Linked DNA regions of Mus musculus: region 2 is linked to region 1. A link is a loop called in an ENCODE intact Hi-C map of the cell type or tissue named here. Cell type or tissue: gastrocnemius. All regions are shown on one strand. Links, peaks and the distances in the headings refer to the core of each region. The heading gives the core; the rest is flanking DNA.

Region 1 (7,828 bases), core at 990-5,989:
CAGAGAACTGAGGGTCTTGTTCACTAAGAATACTCATTGATCTGAGATATTTTGTTCCTTGCCTTAGAGGAAAGACACAGAACACACACACACACACACACACACACACACACACACACACACACACACACCCTATCGCAGATAAAAGAGCCACTTTTTGGTTTGCATCTCCTCATCTGCTCTTCAAGTGGCAGCAGGCAGGGGACAAGAACTAGTTGGGCCTGCGCTGAGGTAAGAAGAGAGACGGAGTAGCCCAAAGTGTCCATGCTGCCCAGACATGACGAGCGGCCACTGGACCAGGCTGTCAGCAGGATGAAACAAGAGGGACTCTGCTGGATAGGGTCCCAGGGCAATCAAGGAGACAGAAAGACTTCTGGATTTGCCTGCCTGTCAGGCAACTCATTTAAAGAGGCCTCACTTGGTGAATTATGGTCCATTCTTGGCTCCTCAGCTACTTTTCACGATTAGGAGAAAATTTGTCAATTATAAACAAAATGAACCCGAGAGTCATTACAGGGTCGAGGAGGGTGGGGGGAAAGTTCCCATTATGTGATTCTTGTCCTTTTCTTTCCTGAGCCAGCTTTATTCTAGATGGGCAAGCCTGGGCTGAGAAAAGCCAACTGTCTCTAGAGGATCTGTTCTTAATACCCTCCCTACTGGAGGGGTGAGGACTAGACAAAAATGTCAATTTCTGAGGACCAAAGTGATTTTAGCCATATGCTGTCCGGTGAACTACCCTGCAAATGTCTTATTTCTTGACTTTGATGTGGGGTGGCATGTGACTGAGTAACTGGACCGGGTTGGTAACAGTCATTCTGCTTCATAGAAGAAAGACAGTAACAACAACAACAATCACGGCAACCCTGTTATTAGTACCATGTGACACACACGGTACTTACTGTACCATGCTTCAGAAGGCATTTTTACTTACGTAATCCAGTTGCAGCCTCACACCTCTGGGTATAGTCGGTATCATTACCCCTCTTCACATATGAGGAAACGGAGGCAGAGATCAAAGCCCTTGGAATAATTCTAAGTCAACTTCTAACTCAAAAAACAAAACAGTAAAACAAATCCTTTTCTCCACACATGAAAGCCAAGGGGGAAGTTACGGAGGTAGGCGAGAACCACAGAAAAGCAGCAGTGAACTTGAAAGTTGGGAGAGAGGATTCACAGGCTCTCCCCAGAGGCAGCAGGAAAATGGCATCGGGTTTTGCCATTCACAGTTAAATTGAGAACATTCTCTGCCTGCCTCCCTCACCGTTGGAGGGAAGCAGCCAGTGGGGAAGAGGATTTTTTTTGGAGAGTAGAAACCAGTGTGTACAAAGAGCCAAGAACCCAGGCGTGCAGTAGATCACGTTTGGTTTTGAGTAGCTAATGAGAAAGCGAGAGGAGATAAAAGACACGCAGAATGTCAGAATAATGATAGTATCGGTGTTCTAATAAATACCTAGTGTAGCTTGAAAGTGGCTTAGGCACAGACAAAGCATCAATTAAATCAGGTGGAGGGGGGTGGGGAACAAGCAATTGCAGGATGCACACAGCATCTCCTCTATGGTTGGTGCATCCTCACACACTCCCTGCCTAGAGGGTGAATACCTCCCCCACCTCCAAGTCCTTTCCCTTTGATGTCTCTCTGAGCTGACTCTGCATCTGTCATAGGTGTGACACAGAGGGTATGCACGGCTGCCCCATGTGTGCCCTCTTACGCTTCCTTTAGCTTCTAGATTTTATGATCAGTGGTCTCTGTTGAGATTGTGGCTGAGAACTTTTGTTTATCCATGCACATTGTTAATTTATATTAGTTCAACTCTTCCGAAGGGTGATTCATACATCTGTTTGTCTTTGGGGATGGGTCTTGAATGACTGAAGTTGCATAAACACCACACACCAGCAAAAAGCACATCTGGTGTTATCTCAAGCTTTACACTTCTGGAGCCCCAGAGCTGTCATGTTGAACCGCAGGAAATCTAACATCGCCCTAGACCCATAACAGCATCCCCACCAAGAGGCACGCAGGGCCAAAGGCTCAGGTGTTGCAAATATTAGTCTGGAATGCTAAATCAGTAAGTGGCCGGGCCATTACCCAGTAATTAGGTTGTCACACTATTGGGTGCCAAAGAGCACTGTAATAACAGAAGTTGTGTCTCTCTTATTTTACGTCTCATCCGGGATCAAATTAGTAGCCAATTTGCTCTATGGCCGTTGAGTAATAGTGGCGTGTGCTGCAGAACTCATTGTTTCTATTCAGTTTGCTGGGTGAGCATTTTGCTGGAGCACTGATGCTTTCCTCATGCAAATGGAAACCGGGCATGCATGCTGCTGCAGAGTTCTGGAGGTGACAAAAATCTTCCAAAAACTCAAAGCCTGACATTTTTGGCCTGTCAATCACAAACAAAACATTAGCAGCTGCTATAAAGCATACCATGCGCTTCTTAATATAATGAATATTATATTCTGTAATTATACTCATTATATCTGTAGAATATTCATTATATTAAAGAGATGAATCTATAAACATGTGGGAGCAAAACAGAAGTACTTGTCTATACACAGATGAGTAAGCATTTGGGTATGTGTATCAATCAGGTTTTAGAACATTTTGATGTAATTTTAAATTTTAAAAATTGTCACACTTTCTTGTGTCAACAGAGATCCTGAAATGAGAAGGTGGGATGCGTCTTACTGACTGTGACAATAACCTTTCTGTCTCCCCCGTCTTTTGTTTTCAGAATTCTCTACTCAGAAGTCACCAAAAAGCCAAGATGTTGGTGCTACTGGCTGGTCTCTTTGTGGTCCACATTGCCACTGCCATTATGCTGTTTGTCTCCACCATTGCCAACGTGAGTCCCAGCCCCCTGTTTCCTCATCCCAGGAAGGATCTTAGGAATAGTTTGGTAAAAGGTTAAAAAACAAACAAACAAAAACGGGAGCTGGGAGTGTTAAATCACAGAGCAGAGAACTTCTTGAATAGCTGTGAGGGGAAAACAAACAAACAAACAAACAAACAAACAAACAAACACATACTCATAGATCGGGAAGAAATAACCAAAGTGTAAAAGGCGAGAGTCCACAAGTGATTCCTCTAGGGGTGTTGGGAGGTTCAGCTTTGAGAAGAATCCTCTCCACGGGAGGTGGACACTGAGGTGCGTTTGGAGGATGGGCGTGTCTCCTCTAGAGGAGGAAGTAGAAGAAAATAGAAGTGCAGTTCAGGCAGAAGGGCAAAGACGCCCTCGTGGGACAGACTCTCCCTGTGCTCAGGTTAACAATATCTGCTCATGCGCTAGATCGCAGATTCCTGATAGATAGATAGACATCAGAGAATAAGGACACTGCTTTGGTTATGAGGTTGACAAATTCAAGTTTTGTGTGGAAATAGGTGTGTGAAATGGAATTTGGTAGGATTAACTTGGTGTCCCGTGAATCAAATAAAACGATCTTCTACGGAGATCGCTAGTCTGTCTTTGCTCTCGGAACCCGGGGCTACTCTGACCCCTAGTGGTCATTTTTAGCACCCACTTTGTATTGTCTTAGACAAAATGAGCCAGTTTCTTGAACTTAGAAGTCAAGGCAGCCAGCTAGCCCATTGTGATGGTAGGATTTGCATGAAGAAGGCAGAGGCAAGAGAGAGGACCATGAGTTTGAGGCCAGCCAGAGCTACACATTTTGCCGGGTGTGTTGGCTTCCGCCTTTAGTACCACTTGGGAGGCAGTGAGTAAAGGTCAGCCGGGTCTATGTAGCAAGTTTCAGTATAGCCAGAAAACTACAGAGAGAAACCCTGCTCGAAAGAAAAAAAAAACCCAAAAATCCAAAAACCCCAAACCAACCAAAACAACAACAACAACCAACAACATTAAAGTTAAGACAGCCAATCATTAGACACACAAACAGTGCTCCAGGGTGGACTACAGTCCTTGCTGTGGTTAAAGGGTGAATAAGGTTTGCTTTGTTTTGTTTTCCAGATAGAGTTCATTTGTGTAGCCCTGGCTGTCCTGGAACTCACTATGTAGACCAGACTGGCTTGGATCTTAAGAGATCTGCCTGCCTCAGCTTCCCAAGTGCTGGTATTAAAGGCGGGTTCCTCTGTTGATTGACAAGGGTGAATAGGTCTTAAAGTCCAGACAGAAGGGGTTTTGCAAACATCAGAGTGTAAATACAAGCTAGGCCAGTTTAAGTGTTATGAAATAGGACATAACCCCTGCCCAACCTGTCTCCTGTAGGCTTGTAATTTGGCCATTCTATAAGCAGACTCCTAATCCTCACAGGATAACAGTGTGGTGGTAAACGTCAAACTGTATTAAGAGCTACCATGTGCTTCCTATTCACCCAGTACCAGCTCTGATGTGGGGGCTGAGAGATCAGGTGATTAGGTATGCTAGGGATTCCTGTTTCAGCACGGTTTGCGCATGTGTAGACAGAATTATCTTCTGTTCCAGAAGGGAATTGTTTTTCTTGGTCCAGGCAAGAAGGGATGGAGAACCTGGGGATGTGCATTTTGGCCACACCTTGTGCTTTTAGCTGCCTCTGCCTTGGAGCCCTTGATGCTGCATTTTGACATGGAATGACTTTGCATGTTCTAATGGTCTGCATCTGACCCTTCTGTATAGAGGAAGGTTGCCTGTGGGCCCCAGGTTCATTCTTGTCTCCGCAGTAGTCCTCTGTTTCTTTGTTGTTTCCAGCTGGACGTTTTCCCTTATCTTTTTTTTTGTTGTTGTTGTTCTTTAAAGATTTATTTTTAAAAGTATGTCTATGTGTGTGGATATGCACATACAAGTGCCAGTGAAGAAGATGTTGGATTCCCTGAGGCTGGAGTTACACATGGTTGTGAGTCTCCTAGTGGAGGCGCTGAGACCCGCACTCTAGTCCTCTTGTAAGAACTATAAATGTTCTTAATTGCTAAGCCGTTTTAAGATCCCCAGACATTTTTGTTTCTGTTTTTGCGTTTTGAGACGGAGTCTCATGTAGTCTACATTGGTCTCAAAGTTGCTATCTGAGTGGAAGCTTTAATTCCGGAGCCTCCTGAGTTATTTACAGGGTGCTGCAGTCACAGCGAGGTGCTCCCAGGCAAGAGTTAACTTGTTTTCCTCATTAGCTAGGGATTTAAATGTGAGTCTTTTTAAAGGAGATTGTGCATACTCAATATATATTTCCTCACCCAGAGTTTTTGTTCCTTAGAACTTCAGAATTTTAAACCACTATGGTGGAATTTCTTTAGTTAGTTTGTGTGTGTGTGTGCACCACCAATAGTGAAATCCAAAATATATCTTTTTGGGGTCACAATTCTCTCTCTTGGGACCTTTGTGTACCTGGGATCTAATTTCTACAGAGACATGAGGCTTAGCAGTATTTATAGCTGCATAGGACGTCTTGGTTAAGATTTGGTCCTGACACGTGTTGACATCCTCTTCTGAAAGCAGAAGGGTAATTCTTAATCAACTCCATCTCCTGGTTTCAGGTCTGGATGGTTGCAGATTACGCAAATGCATCTGTAGGGCTTTGGAAGAACTGCACTGGTGGTAACTGCGACGGCTCCCTGTCCTACGGCAATGAAGGTATGCATGCAGACATCAATGCCTAGAACACCGTGGGTGTGTTCAGGAAGGTGTCCAGACTCTCTGGTTGTCTAATGCTCCTGGTTCTGTCTTGTCTTCACAGATGCTATCAAGGCAGTGCAAGCCTTCATGATCCTCTCCATCATCTTCTCCATCATCTCCCTTGTGGTCTTCGTGTTCCAGCTCTTCACTATGGAGAAGGGAAACCGGTTCTTCCTCTCAGGGTCCACCATGCTGGTGTGCTGTGAGTATCCAGAGCAGCAGAGTCTATTTTACATGAGAGCATCAGTTTCCCCCCCACCCCCGCCCCACTGTTCCAGACTGAGCACAGGGCCTTGAGATGCTAAACAAATACCCTAATACTGAGCTACATACATAGTCCCACAGGAAAAGCTTACATCCTTGCTTCAGTCACTGCCCCTCAGATTAGCACATGGCTGTGTGGAGCTGCCTCTCTGGGCTGTTCTCTCCTCTAGTTATCTGTTGGTGGCCTGGTATTGCTGCTTGGATCAGGAACCCCCATATGCTTGGGCACCATCAGGACCACTTCAATACAGAAGGTGGGAATCCCCAGAGAAGATGCAGCTATTGCCATGATGTGCACAATTACTGCAATGCACCATCTTCTCCATTCTTTCCAGAAACACCCAGTTAGGTAAAAGGCCAGGCTTCTCTCATAACACCATACCTAGTTGTATGGAGGCCCAGATCGGACAGACAGGTAGAAATCAGGATGCGTCATGATTTATTCTTCATTACACACAAATCAGTACAGATAGGAGAGCCCAGCTATCTCTTATTCACCAACATACCATCAAGCGCAAATCTGGGCAAACCAACACAGTGACCTTTTACGGACACACGAAAAGAGTCCACTTTCCTATTGCTGTCCAGGAAAATGGGATCATAAAAACACCAAAAAAACCCCCAAAAACTCACTTCAATGCCAATCATGCCAGCTCCCCCTTTCTTGCAGGGCTGTGTATCCTGGTTGGAGTGTCAATCTACACTCATCATTACGCCCACAGCGAAGGGAACTTCAACTCCAGCAGCCACCAAGGCTATTGTTTCATCCTGACCTGGATCTGCTTCTGTTTCAGCTTCATCATCGGCATACTCTATATGGTCCTGAGGAAGAAATAAGCCGAATACGCTCATGGGCGTCTGGGGGCGGGGTGGGCTGGGTAGGAGGAAGCAACCTAACCTGGGAGGGAAGCAGGAGTCACTGTGTAGGAATAACAGAGAGGGGAGGGGGGTGGGGAGAGGGAAGGAAGAGGGGGAGAGGCCCAAACCCAAACCATATCTGGGGCGGTGGGATTCTCTACTGCCAAGCACCCATCCTTGGAAGAAAGTTGTTGGCTGATATGCTGATGCTTCCTTGACGTCACCAGAGAGTCCTCCTCTAGCCACCAAATATGGCCCCGTCCATCCTCAATTACATACACTCGGGGCCTCCCCAGCTGCCATACCACTGGCGCCACTCTTGAGGGTGGCTGCTGGGTCACACACTGAGGTCTTCCACATCCATATTATCAAGTTCTGATGGTGGTTCAGGTCTTAGCAAGAGCAGATATTGCTCTATGCTGAGGCTAAGTCTGGAAGCCACTTTGTCCTTGTGACCTAAAAACAAACATCAAATCCAGATCCCATGTGCCTGTAGTGGGAGCTTTGGCCAGGAAGCCAATGTGCATATTTGGTGGCCTTTCTAACAAAAGTATAGGAAGAGAGATGGTTTGTAAGTTCAAGCTGATGGAATTGGTTTAGCCAAGAAATGGAAGTTTCTACCCCAGAGGATCTTGGAGACAGGTGGGGACAGGCAGTGCTCCTCAGTCACGTGTCACCGAGCTGTCCCACATGGAGGCCTCCTATTGTGAACTTTGCTAGACTCTCACTTACAGCCAAGGCAGCTTTTCTGGAGTTTTTCTAGATTCTCTAGAGCCAAAGATGATAATGCCTCACAAAACATAGGGTCAAAGCATATGCCCACCGCAGTGCTATAGTAAGTTTGTGGGTTTTTAGGATTCCCCCAAAGCACTCAATGTATCTTGTATATGTAACAGGGGAGAAATGCATGTGTTCCTTTGACATACAATTCTGAACTAGGAATATTTGAGGAAGTCCAATGATGACCAACAACACTGGGGACCAGAATATAACATCTAAATGCAGTAGTCACTATTGCTTTGACCTGGGCTGGAGTGGTCTCCTCTCAACAGCTTTCATCACACTATTTTCCAGCTAAAGATGGCAAAGCTGTAAGCCAATTAACATATACA
Region 2 (7,828 bases), core at 1,871-6,870, 290 kb before region 1:
TCATCTGACTGCTCACTGTTTGGTCATCCTTGGAAGCCAATTCACCTAACCCACGGTGGGTTCTATGAGGATTTGCTCCATACCAAGCAGAACTGAAGATTTGGATAAACCCAGAAAGGTCTGGGTCTCCGCCTTGTCCATCTCATCCACACTGGAAGCTAATCTGATCGCGCCCTCCAAGGCTTTCCTGCCGGGGGAGGAACGGCTAAAGGTCACGTGTCTACCCTCAGTGCACTGCCCCACAGTGACCTCTTGGTGCAGACACTGATTTCCAAGGGCCACATTTTCATCCCAATCGCCTCCAAACTCACTGCCAACCCCAGACCTCTGTGTCCTTTGCCAGGAGCTCTTTGGGATATTACTGGAGTAGACAAGGTCTGTTTCTCTCTGCCAGGAGAATTTGGGTTTTGTTCTCGCTATAAATTCCTGGCCCTTGCTCTCCCCCCCCCCACCCCATCCTCAGTAATACGCTCACCCTGACCTCCTGACCTCCCTACGTGTCTATTCTTGGGATGGGATGTATTTGTTATGTGGTAAGTTATTCACCTGGGTATGCAATAAAGATGTGGTCACAACTATTTTTAAAATCTAAATGTTATTTATTTATTTATTTATTTATTTATTTATTTATTTTCTTGAAAAAAATATGATTTAAAGATTTTGTGGGTATGAGTTTGCACATGCTGCGGGGAGGCCAGGGAATAACTTCACAAACTCTGCCGGGCAGAGGATTAGGAGTCTCTGTGCTATGGAGAAACTAGGATTCTCATACTTAGCCATAGCACGACACGCAAGTGTGAGCTTAGTTAGGGACTTGCTCCTTAAAGAGACAGGTAGATTTCTGTGAGTTTGAGGCTAGTCTGTTCTACACAGGGAGACCGGGCCAGAGAACTGGCAGCGTGGCTTACCTGTAATCTCCTGCTGAGGCAGGAGGATTGCCATGATTTCTGAGGCCAGTCTGAACTACAGAGTAAGACTTTGTCTCAACAACAACAACAATAAAAACAAACAAAGCCACAGAAAAGCGAGTTAGGGCTGTGAAGAAGTGTGGGTATTCACAGCTCGGGTATTGATAGCTCATAAAGGCTGGCAGGCTGCACTTTCATTTGCCTGGTTGTTTTTTTTTTTTTTTTTTACTGATTGAAGACAGAATGACAGAGTTGGTGAGAACCTGAATTCAATCTCCGGATCTGCATAGTGGAGCGAGAGCAGATTCCTGAGGTAAGTCCTTCTAGACTCGCCTAGTCTTTCTCAAGAACCCAGTGGGGTTTCTTGTGAGGAAAAAAAAATTATATATATAGTCTTAGTTGGGGCTTCATTGCTGTGAAGAATGAAGAATGCTGTCACCAAGGCAACTCTGACAAAGGCAGACATGTAATTGGGGCTGGCTTATGGTTTCAGAGATTCAATCAATTATTTTTTTTTTAAAGATTTATTTTATTAATATATGTAAGTACACTGTAGCTGTCTTCAGACACTCCAGAAGAGGGAGTCAGATCTTGTTGGGGATGGTTGTGAGCCACCATGTGGTTGCTGGGATTTGAACTCTGGACCTTCGGAAGAGCAACCGGGTGCTCTTACCCACTGAGCCATCTCACCAGCCCAGATTCAATCAATTATTATCATGGCAGAGAAACATGGCAGTGTGCAGGCAGACATGGTGCTGGAGAACAAGCTGAGAGTTTTACATCTCCATCCGGAGGCAGCAGGAGATGGTCTGCCACACTGGCTGTAGCTTGAGCATAGGTGACTTCAAAGCCTACCCCCACAGCAAAACACTTCCTCCAAGGCCTTGCTTACTGCAACAGGGCCACACCTCCTAATAGTGCCACTCCCTATGGCCAAGTATTTAAACACATGATGTTCCTAGCCAGGCATGGTGGCTCTCACTTTTCTAATGCTCTGGAGGCTGAGGTAGGGAGACTACCATGATTTTAAGACCCAGCTTAGGCTACAGTGTAAGGACCCTGTGCCATGACTCCTCACTAAATGTATATTCATGTTTTAATCTCACAACACAAAAATCAACACAATGGAGCTCTGAATTCAAAAGGTGTGGATCTTCCTCTGCACCATCAAGCCAGCAGTATCACAGTGGAAGCCCGGGAAGTGACCTGTGATTTAACTCAAATCTTACACCATCTACCTGGAGACAATATCACATCCCATGGATTGAGAGAGCCCAGAATTCCAAACGGATCACCATCACTTGTTTATCAGTCTGGTCCCTGGGTGCTAGATCTGTGTTTCTAATTTCTCTGCTATAAACTGGGTGTTCTCACCCTTTCCTGTCAGGACTGACTCCCAGGAGTCGGGGAAATGTCTCTGCATTTGTTATAAAGGCTGCTGCAAAGGATACAGATGAGATCTACAGGCTAGCCATGGGAGAAGCTTCTGACCTTATGACTCTATGTGCACCATCCACCAGGGCAGGCCAAGCACGTAGCCTCCTGAAGCGTTTTGGATTGTGTCTGAGTTTGTATGGAGTTGGTGTGCCTAGCAGGACTGCAGATAGATGTGTGTGTGTATGTGTGTGTGTGTGTGTGTGAGAGAGAGAGAGAGACAGAGACAGAGACAGAGACAGAGAGAGACAGACAGAGACAGAGAGACAGACCCTGCAAGGCTTGTGTATTCCTCTCTCTCTCTGGCCCAAGATGACTTGGAATTCACCATGTAGCCCACGTTGGCTTGTGGCCATCCTGCCTCAGTCTGCTAACTGGGAATTAAGGTCATCGTGACTAGCAACTTCCGGGCTCTTAGGTCTTCCGTTCTTCGTTCTTCACTGGAAGGTATCAGATTACCTCTGGATAAGGAGACTGAAGACCTGCTACCTGCTCCTCCTTTTTGGGGATAGTGTTTAGCTCTGTATGGGGGCCTCAAACTCAAGGGGATATGCTTGCCTCTGTCTCCTGAACTCTGGGACTAAAGGTATGTCTCTTGAGACAAAGTCTCATGGAGCCTAGGGTGGCCTCCAACCCTATGAAGCTGAGGCTGGTATGGCCATTCTGCTCCCACCTCCCCTGAAGGGCATAGAATGTTCTGGGCCCATCTTGTCGTTAAGGGAGGAGCCTTGCCAGGGTTTCTTTCTTTTTTTTTTTTTCTTTTTTTTTTAAGATTTATTTATTTATTATATGTAAGTACACTGTAGCTGTCTTCAGACACACCAGAAGAGGGAGTCAGATCTCGTTACGGATGGTTGTGAGCCACCATGTGGTTGCTGGGATTTGAACTCTGGACCTTCGGAAGAGCAGTCGGGTGCTCTAACCCACTGAGCCATCTCACCAGCCCGTTGCCAGGGTTTCTATACCTATGGCTGTTGAGACACCGAGGAGGACCTGGGAATGGCACCATCTCTGTCTCTGGAGAGCTTTGGCCAAGAGATTAAATGGTCCCCCAAGTGGAAAGATGGTCACAACATTCTGAGTGCGTGCCCTTTCTGGTAACAGAAGACTGCCTCTGCAAAGTGCTGGTCTTTCCCATGGCCCGTTGTCACTTCTGTTCATTTATAAGCTCTTTGCGTCAAGGGCTAGAAGTTCCACGTTTGAGAATTACTATACGGAAGAGGACTTCAATCTCATCTCCGCCCATAGGAAAGTAGAATGCGAAGACTCAGTCCAGGCTGGCCCTTGGCCAGTGTCAGTTGATTGATGTCTGGAGGCAAAGTGCCACTCTTTGAACTAAACGGTTAATGATGAATCAATGCGCAAGCCCAGCAGCCTTCTCTCTTTTTTTTAATCACGTGTGAAATAGACTTAGGGTCCCACCTTTCCGAACCAAAGTTGCCATACCCGGCTTCTCCACTAGATGGCAGGAAGACCTCAGCGTTCAACCCTGGGGAGCCTAAATACAGCATCTCCTGGCTTAAGGCCCCATTCTGGTTGAGGGCACAAGATTGTGAGCAGGACCGAGGGAGGCGTGCCTCAGAGCTGCCCCTTCCCCTAACCTTTAAAGCCACTTCCCGTCTCCTTTGCCCTTATTTTTTTTGTGTGTGAACTTCTCCAAGGTTTCCCAGCCCGTTTGCACGCAACCTGGCATCATTACATGTAACGTCTCACGGACTGATCTTATGAATGTCATCTGGTATTTATGTGGTGAGAACATTGGCTCTCGGTCAAAACCAGAAGTACAAGCTGGCCCTGGAGATCCAGGAGCCCCCTCCGCCCTCCCACTCGCTCCGTGTTTCCTTCCGTTCTGGGCTTACTGTTGCTGAGCACTGAATGCCCTGTTGGGCTTTTTTGATTTCCTGACTACTTTCTTTTGTTGCTGCCAGGGTTTTGCATGGTCACTGATATCCCAGCCTCAGCCTCAAATGGAGCGTTGCTTCAGAAAATCCTAACTGTTTACCTCTGAGCACCGGGGAATCTGGACTTTAGCTTGTAGGTTGCTGTCTTTGTGTGTTAAACATTTTAACTAATTAATTAATCAATCAATTAATTAATCAATCAATTAATTAACTAATTAATTAATTATGTGTGGGTTCCTGTGCATGTGTGTAGAGGTCACTTCTCTCTTCCCACCACACAGGTTCTAGAGACTGAAGTCAGGCCCAGACTTGCATCTCTCCCTGCTGAGCTATTGCCTGTTTCCTTTTCTTTTCCTTCTTTTACATGAAAGGTTTTATTATATGCGTGCTTTTATCTGTGTACGTGTATCACATGTATGCCCTCAGGGAAAGAAAGGGACCGGTCCTTTAGGGGTGAATTACAACCAGTTGTAAGCTGCCTTGTGAATGCTGGGAACGGAACTCAGGTCTTCTGTGAGAATAGCCAGTGTTCTTAGCTCTTGAGCCCCCCCCCCCTCTCTCTGACAGGATCTTATATAGCTTGTGTTAGCCTCAAAGTCACTTTGTAGGCAAGGTCCTTCTACCTCCGCCTCCCAAGAAGTAGGACCACAGGTGTATATAGCACCATGTCTGGCTTGCTTTTGGAATGTGTGTGTGTGTGTGTGTGTGTGAACCTCTACCTATATGCATGTATGGAGGTCAGAAGGAGACACTGAGTGTTTCTGTTCTATCACCCTCTGCCTTATTTCTTGGAGACAGGGTCTCTCACTGTAGCTAGAGCTAGGCTAGCAAGCCCTGGCGATCTTCCCTGACAAGGCAGAGGCTACAGGTACATGTGTAACCACAATGTTTTACTTGGGTCTTGGGTATTTGAACATAAGTTCTCATGCTTGCATAGCAAGCATACTTACTTACTGAGCCAGGTGTGAGGCAGGGTTTGATGCTGTATCCCAGGCTAGCCTGGTACTACATATCCCAGGCTGGCCTTTCACTCTCAGGACTCCTGTTCCGGCCTCCCAGGTATCCCTTACAGGCCTGCATCTGCATGTCTGGCTCTAGAACCCTTTGTCTTCAGGGCAGATAATGCTTTGGCCTCCCTGGATTCTGCTGATGTTCCATAGATGGCTGGGTTTGGGTAGCAAGTCACTGGTGCCTGACCCTGCAACTCCCCAAATACCTACAGAGTTGCCCATTCCTTGGAGAGGAACATCTCTGGACCTAAAACTCTGTGGTTTAAGGAGGTCGCAGAGACTGTCTGGTTGGTGTCTCTGCAGCCTTCATTTAACAGGAAACTCAGGGAAGCACGATGGAGCAGATACAGTAAGGATTGTATCGCTGGTTCTTGGCTCTCTCTGCTGTCAATCCCTGATCAATTCTACAACTGTTTTTAAAGGGAGCATTTGGTCAAAGAAACAAAGCCTGAGTATGATCACCCATATTTTCAGGATTCCTCTGATTCTCCTTCTTCAAATCAGGAGCCCTCTCCTGGCCTCTCTCCTGGTCTTCTCGCCCTGTCTGGCATGGAAGCCGCAGGGAGGCACTGGTGGGAACTGCCTTTCTGATTTGTCCTCCATCTCCCAGCCTTGAGTCAGCTGTCAGGTGAGGGCGCTCCAGACAAGAAGAAAAGCTTTCCCTCAAGCTGCAGCCCGTGAGATGGGGGTGGGGTGGGGGTGGGGGGACGACGACACAAAGTTCCCGCAGGCCTGAAGCCTCTGTGCAGTGTAAGCCAGCGCCCAGTGCTGATTCTCTCTCTGTGGGAAGTTATGTCTCCTTTAAGGGACATTCACCTGACCTTGGAAACTTTCTTATTCGTTCGTTCGTTCGTTCGTTCGTTCGTCTGTCTGTCTATCTATCTATCTATCTATCTATCTATCTATCTATCTATCTATCTATCTATCTATCTATCTACCTACTGACAAGATTATCCTATGTAACCCAGGCTGGTCTGGAAAACACCGTGTAGCCCACACTGGATTGGATGGTCCTCCTGCCTCGGCATCTTGAATGCTGAGGTTGTAAGTGTCCATGGGGTCTTAAGTGTTCCTTAGGAGAGCAGACACAAGCCAGATGGTGGTGGCTCACTTCTTTAATCCCAGATCTCTGAATTCAAGGCCAGCTTTTTCTACAGAGTAAGTTCCAGGACAGAGAGAGAGAGAGAAAGGGAGAGAGAGACAGAGAGAGGGGGGGGAGGAGGGAGAGAGAGAGAGGGAGAAGAAGAAGAAGAAGAAGAAGAAGAGGAGGAGGAGGAGGAGGAGGAGGAGGAGGAGGAGGAGGAGGAGGAGGAGGAGGAGGAGGAGGAGGAGGAGGGGAGAGAGACAGAGGACACAGAGACAGAGATAGAGACAGAGAACACAGAGAGCGTCACCGGAAAGCCCACACGTCATTATGGGGTTTGCAATGCCTTGCCCTGAGGTGCTGGCACTGCAGCACACATTCCAATCCCCCAGATCTAGCAACAGGCAATAAAATGAACCTTGGCTTAGCTGGGCTTGTGGCACATAACTTACGGCTTATAACCCCAGTGCTTAGGAAACTGACAACTGAAAGTTGTCACAAATCTTGTAGGCCTGTTTGGGATACAGAAGACTCTGCTTCCCTCCCCACCCTTACAAGAAAAACAGATGGGGCAATCTCAGCCCTTCTGAGGGAGAGGCATGACAACCAGGAGTTCAAGGCCAGCCTTGGGCCACATAGTAAAAATAAGGCCAGCCTGGGTTACACAAGATCCCTTTTCCACTCCTCACCTCCACAAAAGAAGAAACAGTTTAAAAAAATGAAGCGTTAGTAGGTGTGGTGGTGTGCACCTGTAATCCCAGTACACAGGAGATAGATACAGAACGATCAAGAGTTCAGAGTCATCTTTAGCTTCTTGGTGGGTTTAGGGTCAGCCTGGGCTACATGAGAAATTGTCTCTAAATAAATAAATGAAACTGAGGAAGAAGAAGAAGACTGGGAAGGGGAGGGGGAGGGGGAGAGGGAGACGATGCTTTAATGGGATTTGTTACCACACATGCAAGCAACCCCTCCTGCTCCCAGCTGTCTCCCTCTCTGGTCTCTTCCATGCATTGATGTACTGGTTCTGCTGGACTTGTTACAACTCAATTCAAAGCACCTCTCTGATGACTCAGGATAGCTGTGCGTGAGCTCAGAGACAATGCTTGTACCCAGCACCATCTCCCCCCCCCCCCCACCTACATAAAGCTGTGCCTCAGCCCTTCCCTCGATAAGATGGAATGACTGTAGTGTGCTGCCATCTTTCTGGGTTGCCATAATGCACGTGAATGCCCTTGGCTGGAGCTCTCAAGAGCATCCACAATGGTGGGGTCTTACCAGGACACACTTGAAGCCACAGTCTAGGTTCTGACTGACGACTGGTTAATCTGAAGTCACTGATGAGCAGAGCTGAGACCGTGGTCAGCCTTGGGCACACTAAGCAAACATGGAGTGATTGGCTCTGGATTTGACGTGCTGCTCAAAGACCTAGGAGAATGGCAGATTTATCTTCTCTCATCCTGTCAGCCTGATTTTGTTACTGAGAATCTCAGC

What was found. Hi-C counts contacts between places; a loop is a spot of excess contacts. Peaks named below come from ENCODE experiments on the same cell type or tissue, not always from the same donor. Only the 100,000 strongest peaks of a DNase experiment are listed, where the experiment ranks them.
Region 2: a loop joins it to region 1, with 2.4 times the contacts of the local background. A loop is called at or near these places in 27 of 42 quality-filtered maps.

The regions. Positions count from the first base shown.
Region 1 is chr6:135,374,446-135,382,273 of GRCm38, forward strand. It overlaps Emp1 (epithelial membrane protein 1), which reads left to right. Exons shown (of 5, transcript NM_010128.4): 2 at 2,733-2,843; 3 at 5,456-5,552; 4 at 5,656-5,796; 5 at 6,529-7,828. The coding sequence starts at 2,766. The coding sequence ends at 6,695. Among named protein-coding and RNA genes, the nearest start is that of Emp1, 15 kb to the left of the region's middle. In gastrocnemius, for the core only: a CTCF peak has its summit at 3,516 (motif pointing left); DNase peaks (open chromatin) are centred at 3,209 and 3,507; H3K4me3 peaks cover 412 bases; H3K27ac peaks cover 302 bases.
Region 2 is chr6:135,084,117-135,091,944 of GRCm38, forward strand. It overlaps Gprc5a (G protein-coupled receptor, family C, group 5, member A), which reads left to right. Exons shown (of 4, transcript NM_181444.5): 4 at 1-593. Among named protein-coding and RNA genes, the nearest start is that of Gprc5a, 22 kb to the left of the region's middle. In gastrocnemius, for the core only: a CTCF peak has its summit at 3,797 (motif pointing right); a DNase peak (open chromatin) is centred at 3,806; H3K4me3 peaks cover 679 bases.